Regions from separate parts of the Homo sapiens genome. Here region 2 is linked to region 1. A link is an interaction called in ENCODE POLR2A ChIA-PET data of the cell type or tissue named here. Cell type or tissue: Panc1. All regions are shown on one strand. Each heading gives the region's core, and the rest is flanking DNA. Links, peaks and the distances in the headings are about the cores only. Region 1 overlaps LOC124904713 (a long non-coding RNA gene). Region 2 holds the start of ACP7 (acid phosphatase 7, tartrate resistant (putative)).

Region 1 (4,394 bases), core at 143-4,142:
GTCTTTTAGGATCAGAGCTGGTGGCAGATAAGTGCACTGATTACAGATAAAAATTGCCCATCCCCTCATATTTGGCACCAGTTTTATTGAGCTAGTTTGTTGGCCATGCCTAGCTGAGAAATAGAGAAGTGGAGGGAGATGGGGGGATGGGAGAGCTTTTCCTCATGGCACACTCTGCTCCAGGAGTCTGTATACAGGAGTGTGGAGAAAAGGAAGTGTTACCTTGCAGGAAGTTGCCCCCAAAGCAAGGGCAGGAGGTGGGGGTGGGGGACTTGGCCTCTGATGGAATTCTGGAATTCTGATGAGAGAGGTGCTAGCCTGACCTGAACAGGAGATGCTGACAGGCAGTGCTGGGCATGTTGCACAGAGATGGCTGGTTACACAGCCCCGTGGCAGGATCCCAGAGTGCCGAGACCAGCTGGGTCGTGGAGACCCTAACCCAGTGGCGCTAGAGGAATTAAAGACACACACCCAGAAATACAGGGTGTGGAGTGGGAAATCAGGGGTCTCACAGCCTTCAGAGCTGAGAGCCTCGAACAGAGATTTACACACATATTTATTGACAGCAAGCCAGTGATAAGCATTATTTCTATAGATTATAGATTAACTAAAAGCATTTCTTATGGGAAATAAAGGGATGTGCCAAAATAAACGGATGGGCTCTGGCTAGTTATCTGCAGCAGGAACATGTCCTTAAGGCACAGATCGCTCATGCTATTGTTTGTGGTACAGGAACCCCTTTAAGCCGTTTTCCATCCTGGGTGAGCCAGGTGTTCCTTGCCCTCATTCCAGTAAACCCACGACCTTCAGGGTGGGGGTCATGGCCATCATGAACATGTCACAGTGCTGCAGAGATTTTGTTTATGGCCAGTTTTGGGGCCAGTTTATGGCCAGATTCAGGGGCCTGTTCCCAACATGTCCCCTTTTTTGTTTTGCAAAGTGATAAAAGCAAAGGCAGCTTTGTCACGGTGAGCTACTTCTCACAGGAGTCAGGATCCGCATCTGCACACTATACAAAGACAAACAACACAGAGTAAAAGCACAATCATCATTGAAATCACAGAGCCTCCAAGTGTTTTTATCCATTTGAATGGGTTACTAGCTGCTAATCTGTCTGCAGCTCCTTCAAGCACTCCAGTTCCTGGCATTAAGTTCACGTGTGCCTGGGATACTTTAAATATTTGTTCTTTCAATTTTGCAATATCCAAATACAAGTTTGTAGAGTGGCCTTCTAGATGCTTTTTTATTCTTTCCCAAATTTTGATTTTATTAAGAGCTATTAACAGTTTCCACAAATGCTTATGTTTAGCTCCTAGAGCAGGCCATATCATTTGAGGCTGAGGTGCCACTATACTGCCATGGTTCCAGATAATAGGAACTCTTGCTGTATTTCTTACCATTTCTATCATCTGACCATTTTGTTCAGATGAGCTGATCACAGTGTGGCCATGGCATGCAGACTGAGAGGTGCAGTTCAAGCTAAACATCCCCATAGGTGACCAATTAATAATGATTCCATAGGAATTGTTGTGCAGCACCTCTGCCTGTTCTGCAAAGCAATCTTCCTAAACAAGTACGTTCATTTTTGCTAACTGGGTCCAATCCTGTTTACAAATATGTTTTTGAGGGCAGTATGCCTCAATTATAGGAGCAGATTTATTATGAGATCAGAAAGCTTGTATAACTGTGTCATAGAGTGATTACATCCAGGCATTATTGCCAGCCAAGATTGATAAATATGCCCAATAAGTATAATTGTCCTCTGTGTCAGCCCTTATTGAAGGAATACTCATGGCAGTGGTGATCATCGCTATCATAGCTACCATTAAATTACTCATTGCGACTGGTTGTCCCACTTTCCTCAGGTTTTCTTCCACCATCTGTGACAGCTTCTTGATCTGTCTCCAGGTGGGTGGCTGTGTTTGACAGGTGTTGCTCGTGACAGTTGGGGTCTTCCTCAGCGTCAGTCTCGACATGGCTGCAACCGGGGGTGGGGGGGGTCCTCAGTTTCCTCCCGGAATCTCTTCCTCAGCATCTGGCTCATGATAAGGTTTCAGGTGTCTTGATGGTATCCAAATCGGCTGTTGAGTCAGTCCTGGAGAAACACAAGCATAACCTCTACCCCAAGTTATTATTTTACCTATTTCCTAACTTTTTGTTATTGGATCTCTCCACCAAACTAGTTGTTCTGCTTCTGTCTTTGCAGCTGGTTTCTGTAGATGCTGTTCAGCTACTGATAGGATCTGGCCTTTAGGCAGGCTCAAAAAATTTAAAGTTAACAATGCTAGATTCAGTTGCATATGGGGTGTCCCGTAGTCCTTGTTTTCCCCCCTTTTTTTTGCTTTTGCAACTGCTGTTTCAGGGAGAGATTCATTCTTTCCACTATGGCTTGTCCTTGAGAATTATATGGGATACCAGTAATGTGTTTAATATTCCGTATAGAGAAAAATGTAGCTAGAGCTCGGCTAGTGTAGCCTGGGGCTTTATCTGTTTTAATAGAAGCTGGAATGCCCATCACTGCAAAACACTGCAAAAGGTGACGCCTGGAAGAGGTGTATGAGCCCTAATGTGAGTGATGTAAAAAGGGTGCATTCTACTCCTAACTGCTGTTTGCAGTTGGGTAAATAAAATCATCAGTTGTTCATCTGCAGGAAATTGTAACTGAGCATTTTCAGTTAATTGTGTGGAATGAATCACGTATGAAGAGTCAGAAATCACATTAATAGGCATATGAAAAGCAGTCACTACCTCAATTACAGCTACAGGCTCCACTTTTTGAGCTGAAGTATAGGGCATCTGAAAAACTTTACTTTTTGAGCCAGAATAAGAAGCTTTACCATTACTAGACCCATCTGTAAAAACATTTTCAGCACCTTCAATTGGTTTAAATTTAGTTATTTTAGGGAGAATCCAATTAGTTAATTTCAAAAATTAAAACAGTTTTGTTTAGGAAAATGGTTATCGAGAATACCCACAAAGTCAGCTTAATTGGTTTGCCAAGTAAGACTATTTATAAAAGCTTGCTGTATTTGTGCCTTTGTGAGAGGGATAATAATTTTTCCAGGATCATATCCATGTAATTTAACAATCCGAGTTCTCCCATTTCCTATCATAGTAGCAATTTGATCCAAATAAGGAGTTAGAGTCCGTGAATTAGTATGTGGAAGAAAAAGCCACTCTACAAGATCTCACTCTTGAACAATAACACCAGTAGGTGAATGCTGAGTTGGAAAAATTAGCAAATCTAGAGTCTTCTCTGGATCTAATCTATTTATTTGAGCTTTATGGACTTGCTTTTCGATTAGCCGCAGCTCTGCCTCAGCTTCTCTTGTTAATTACCGAGGGCTTGTGAGACCAGGATCTCCTCTAAGGATAGAAAATAGATTACTCATGGCATAGGTAGGAATGCCTAGAGCAGGTCGTATCCAATTAATGTCCCCTAGTAATTTTTGAAAGTCCTTTAATGTTTTCAATTGATTCCTATGTATGGTTGCTTTCTGTGGCACAATGGTAGTGTCATTTACTAAGGTCCCCAAGTAGGAGTAAGGAGTAGTAGTCTGAATTTTGTCAGGAGCTATAATTAAACCAGCGCAAGAAATCGAATTTTGTAAGTGATCATAACATTGGAGTAATACTTCTCGAGTGGGGGCAGCACAAAGTATATCATCCATATAATGAATAATGTAACACTGTGAAAACTTTTAACGAGTAGGTTCAATTGCTTGCCCTACATAAGTCTGGCAAATTGTTGGGCTGTTTAACATGCCTTGTGGCAATACTTTCCAGTGAAAACGCTTAGCAGGCTGCAGGTTGTTTACTGCAGGAATTGTAAATGCAAACTGTTCACAGTCTTGCTCAGCTAAGGGGATAGTAAAGAAACAGTCTTTTAAATCTATGACTATTAAAGGCCAATTTTTTGGAATCATAGCAGGAGAAGGCAATCCTGGCTGTAATGTACCCATGGGTTGTATAACTGAATTAATGGCTCTTAAGTCAGTTAACATTCTCCGTTTATCTGATTCTTTTCTTAATTACGAAAACTGGAGAATTCCAAGGGGAAAATGTTGGAGCTATGTGTCCGTTTTCTAATTATTCAGTAACTAATTCCTCTAAAGCCTTCAGTTTCTCTTTACTTAGCGGCCATTGTTCTATCCAAATTGGCTTATCTGTTAACCATTTTAAAGGTATAGGTTCTGGAGGCTTAACAATGGCCGCCATCAAAAATAATATCCTAAACCTTGGCGGAAACTTGTATTTCTGCTTGAAGCGGTTCCTTCAAACCTTGTAAATTTTTTCCTAGTCCCATACTAGGGACATACCCCATTTCATGCATCATATGTTGACTTTGAGGGCTATATAATTGTTCTGGAATTAGAACTTGTGCTCCGCATTGT
Region 2 (4,394 bases), core at 246-4,245, 150 kb after region 1:
CAACAACCCTATAAGGTGCTACTATTGTTCCCATTTCACAGATGGGGAAACCGAGGCACCGTGCGGTTAAATCACTTGTCTAAGTTAGTCAGTGCTGAAGATAGATTTATAACCAGGCCATCTAGCCCCAGAGTCGATGCTCCATTCCCCACCGCAAGCTTATACCTGAGCTATAAGCCCTCATCCGCCAGTCAGGGTCCAACCAGAGGCAACTCCAGTGGGCTCTTTTCACCTGGGCTGGTGGTTGGGAATTCAGGAGCTACGTGAACTTGGATAGGGGAAACTTTTTTTACCTCTCCTTTTACTACACTTTAATCTAGCAGTTCTCAAAATGTGGTCTGGGGGCACCTGTGGGTCCGCAAGACCTTTCTCAGGGGCTAGTGAGGTCAAAAGTATTTTCATAATGATATTAAGACGTTTGTCCTTTTCATTCTCCAGAGACTACCTGACCTGTGATAATGTCATCACTCTGATGGCTAATAGAAATATATGCATGTATATTCGTGTGTTTTTAAAACTTCTCGTTTTCAGCCAGGTTCATGCCTGTAGTCCCAGCTACTCGGGAGGCTGAGGCTCGAAAATCGCATGAACCCAGGAGGCAGAGGTTGTAATGAGCCAAGATCGTGTTACTGTGCTCCAGCCTGGGCAACAGAGTGAAACTCTGTCTCAAAACAAAAACAAAACACACACACACACAAAACCAAAAAACAAACACAAAAACAAAACAACAACAACAAAAAAACCCCCCAACACCTTGTATCACAATAGCACTGGTTTCCTTTGTATTTCTGTGTATTTATATTATGCATGTAACGACATGATCCTGAGAAGGGCTTGACCAGCTTGCCATAGGCATCTTTAGCACAAAAAAGCTTAGGAACCTCCCATTCTGGACGAACTAAGAATACGGGGAGGTTATAATTGGGGGCCACAGGAGTGGCAGGTACTCAAGTTTGGTTATGAGAGCTACTTTCATTATATTTTAGGCTGTAATGGAGACTCTGGAAGTGGGAAGAAAAAAAAAAAAACTCAAACAGTGCAAAGGGCTCGTTTTGATTTTCCCACACTCCTAGTGCCAATTTCTGAAATTGGTGTCCACAATCAGTAGAAGCCTATGTGCTCTGAATTTACAAAGCCAAGTGGTGGCGGGTCATTGTATCTGCAGTCAGGAAGGGGAAACGACTGGAAATCCGGGCCCCCCCAGTTCTTCCCTGCTTCTCTTTTTGTGGCAGCCGCTCCTCACGTTCAAACAGATTGCAAAGGTTTACAGGGGAGAACCCTAACTTGTTCCCTAGACGTCAGTTTCTGGAGTTCCTGCATTAATACGATTAAAAAGAACAGCTGATTCTTATCCAGCCCTTACTCTGGGCCGGGCCCTGTTATCGGCATGAAATTTCATGCAGCAACTCGTTTACTCCTCACAACAGCCCACGGGGTATATACGAGCATCACCTCCTTTTTACAGGTGAAAAAACCCAAGGTCCAGCGAGGTTGAATAACTCACCTAGGTCGCACAGCTCAGAAAGCCCACTGCAATTCCGGGATTCTGGTTTTGTTTTGAGGTTGCCCCGGGCTTCTGAGGAGGGGTCAGTGGGCTCAGCATGGAAAGGAAGGAAGCCGGAAGGCTGGAGGAAGATGCAGCGAGGCTGGAAAGGTTGGGGATCCCCCGGTCCTGCACACCTGGGTACCTGGGGATCGGGCAGGGCCAGGATAGGGGCCGGTGTCCGTGCCCTGGGGCTCCCCAGCTGATGAGTGGGCGCCTGAGGGACGAGCGCAGGGTTACCTGCCTGGGCTCTCACCTGGTGGCCGGCTCAGAGGTGGCGCGCCGGAGACGTATCATAACCTTCCTGGGTCCCCCTTCCCGCGCCACGCCCTGGTGGGGTGGGCGGGTGGGTGTGGGGCGCCCAGGCAGGACCGGCCGGACCTGTGGGACCCGGGGCCCTGGCTGTCTAGGGAGGCTGTCACCCCGAGGCGACCGGCTCTTCCGGGGCTGGGACGGCTGTAGGCGGCAAGAGGCCTCGGCACCCGCGAACTCATAAATACCGGGGCGGCGCTGGTGGCGGGAGAGGCGCGTGCGGGCAGCCGGCGCCCCCGAGGGTGAGCCGGGGTCCGGGAGGGCGTCCCCTTTCCCGGATGGTCCCGACCCGGCTCCATCCTGGCAGCTGGAGACGGAGCTGGAGCAGGCGGGAAAGCGCTGGAGAGAAGGGGGGTGGGTACAGATGGGGGAAGGGCAGGGACGCTGGGGATGGGGAGAGAGGATGCGGCCGCTCTGGCCATGATGGGCTCTAAAGGATCTGGGGGTGGTGTGGGAGGATTGGGGTCACTAGGAGCAAAATAGAAGGCTAAGGATGGAGTAGGGAGGCGAGGTCCCGGGGGCAGGCGGGAATGCTTGGAATCTCGGGAGTAGGTAGGAGAACTGGGGTTTCTAACAGCAGGATGGAAAGCTGGGGATGGGGCTGCGGAATGCAACCTCCTACACAGCCTCCACCCCGCTCCCAGACCCCCAGCACTGAGAGTGAGCTCTGGTTAGGAGCAAGGCTCTGGAATCAGGCCCTCCTGGGTTCAAATCCTGGCTCCATCCCATCCTAGCTGTGCAGCTGAATCACTCAGCTGCTCGGTTTCCTCATCTGTGATATGGGGATGACAATGCTCACAGCCACCACTTCATAGCAATGTCGTGAGGCTTCCGTGAATTAATCTATGTCAAGCGGTTGGCACACTGTGAGTGAGGCTCAGAGAGCTCTGCTGCTGTTCCTTAGCGATTCTTATTTTTGGTTTCTCTCTCCAGCACCTGGATAACCACCCATCTTGAAGGAGACCTCCCTGCCCTGCCTCTGTTGTCCCCCAGAGCACTGCCTGATCATCCTCTGTTCCCCATCCTCCCAGCCCTTCCTGCTGTACCTGTGGGGAGCTGATCTCCTCAGTCCCCCTGCTTTTCCCCGGTCTGCCATCACCACCCCACCACCATGCACCCCCTTCCTGGCTACTGGTCCTGTTACTGTCTACTCCTGCTATTCTCCTTGGGAGTCCAGGGGTCCCTGGGGGCTCCCAGCGCTGCCCCAGAGCAAGTCCATCTGTCTTACCCAGGTAAGTGTCCCTGACTCATTTCTATGCCTCTACCAGAGAGGCCCAGCGGTGCTTCGTTGTTTGAGGGCTCAGGAATCCCACACTGTGAGCCCCTAGGCGGGTGGCTCATTCCTCCTGAGCCTCCATCATCCACCTCTGTGGAATAGGAAGTACAGGCTGTGGAACACCTGGAAGTGTGGGGAATGATCATGGTGCTCAGCCCACAGAGAGTGCTCCCCTGCTCTCAAAAGGGGACCGCTGCTGTCCTTGTTCATTGCATCTCTGTTGTGTTTCCGGGACCTGGCACGTTTGTTCGTTCATGCACGGTAGGCCTCAGAGCCAGTTGTGGAAGGAACCAGTGGATGAATGATAACAGAGCTGGGTTACCCAGCCCCTTCTCCATCCCTCTTCTCCTCTTCCCCACGAGGCTGACTGCCTCCCGATCTTTGATTAGGATCCTTCCACTGTGGGAGTAAGAGCTTGGACTCTGGACCATTGGCACCCAGACCACGTGGGTTAGAATCCCAGCTTTGCTATGTACCTGCTGCCTAATCTTGGGCAAGTGGCTTAACCTCTCTGTCCTCAGTCTCCTCATCTGGATAATGGGGTAATATTAGTACAACCTCATGGTGAGGTGTAAATGAGTTGCTACCTGTAAAGGGGCAGAACTGAGGCTGAGTGTGGGGGCTCACACCTGTAGTCTTAGCAGTTTGGGAGGCTGAGGCGGAAGGATCACTTGAGCTCATGAGTTTGGGACCAGCCTAGGAAACATAGTGAGACCTCTGCCTCTTAGGGAAAAAGAAAAAATCTTAGACAGGTGTGGTGGCATGCACCTATAGTCCCAGCTACTTGGGAGACTGAGGTGGGAGGATCGCTTGAGCCCAGGAGTTCAAGGCTGCAGTGAGCCATGATTGGCCACTACACTCCAGCCTGGGCAACAGAGAGAGACCCTGTCTTTAAAAAAAAAAATGTGGAGGAGGCCAGGCACAGTGGTGCATGCCTGTAATCTCAGCAATTTGGGACACTGAGGTGGGTGGATCACTTGACCTCAGGGGTTCAAGACCAGCCTGGGTAACATGGGTGAAACCCGGTCTCTACAAAAAAATTAAAAAATTAGCTGGGCATGGTGGCTCACGCCTGGTCTCAGCTGCTTGGGGAGCTGAGGCAAGAGGATCGCTTGAGCCCAGGAGGCAAAGGTTGCAATGAGCCAAGATCATGCCATTACACTCCAACCTGGCTGACAGAATGAGGCCCTGTCTCAAAAAAAAAAAAGGGGGGGGGGAGGGGGATAGAACGGAGCTTGGCATGTAGCAGCAATTTCCATACAC

The links. ChIA-PET counts read pairs that join two places held together with the same protein. Peaks named below come from ENCODE experiments on the same cell type or tissue, not always from the same donor. Only the 100,000 strongest peaks of a DNase experiment are listed, where the experiment ranks them.
Region 2: POLR2A ChIA-PET joins it to region 1 with 5 read pairs; 6 of 35 experiments call an interaction of 5 or more read pairs at or near these places.

The regions. Positions count from the first base shown.
Region 1 is chr19:38,934,758-38,939,151 of GRCh38, forward strand. It overlaps LOC124904713 (a long non-coding RNA gene), which reads right to left. Exons shown (of 2, transcript XR_007067253.1): 2 at 66-2,095. Among named protein-coding and RNA genes, the nearest start is that of MRPS12, 6.0 kb to the left of the region's middle. In Panc1, for the core only: no CTCF peak of the experiment used is centred there; no DNase peak of the experiment used is centred there.
Region 2 is chr19:39,082,304-39,086,697 of GRCh38, forward strand. ACP7 (acid phosphatase 7, tartrate resistant (putative)) reads left to right here and starts at 2,065. Exons shown (of 13, transcript NM_001004318.3): 1 at 2,065-2,097; 2 at 2,789-3,087. The coding sequence starts at 2,967. RefSeq lists an enhancer at 1,918-2,418. In Panc1, for the core only: no CTCF peak of the experiment used is centred there; DNase peaks (open chromatin) are centred at 768, 1,323 and 2,488; H3K4me3 peaks cover 2,861 bases; H3K27ac peaks cover 3,109 bases.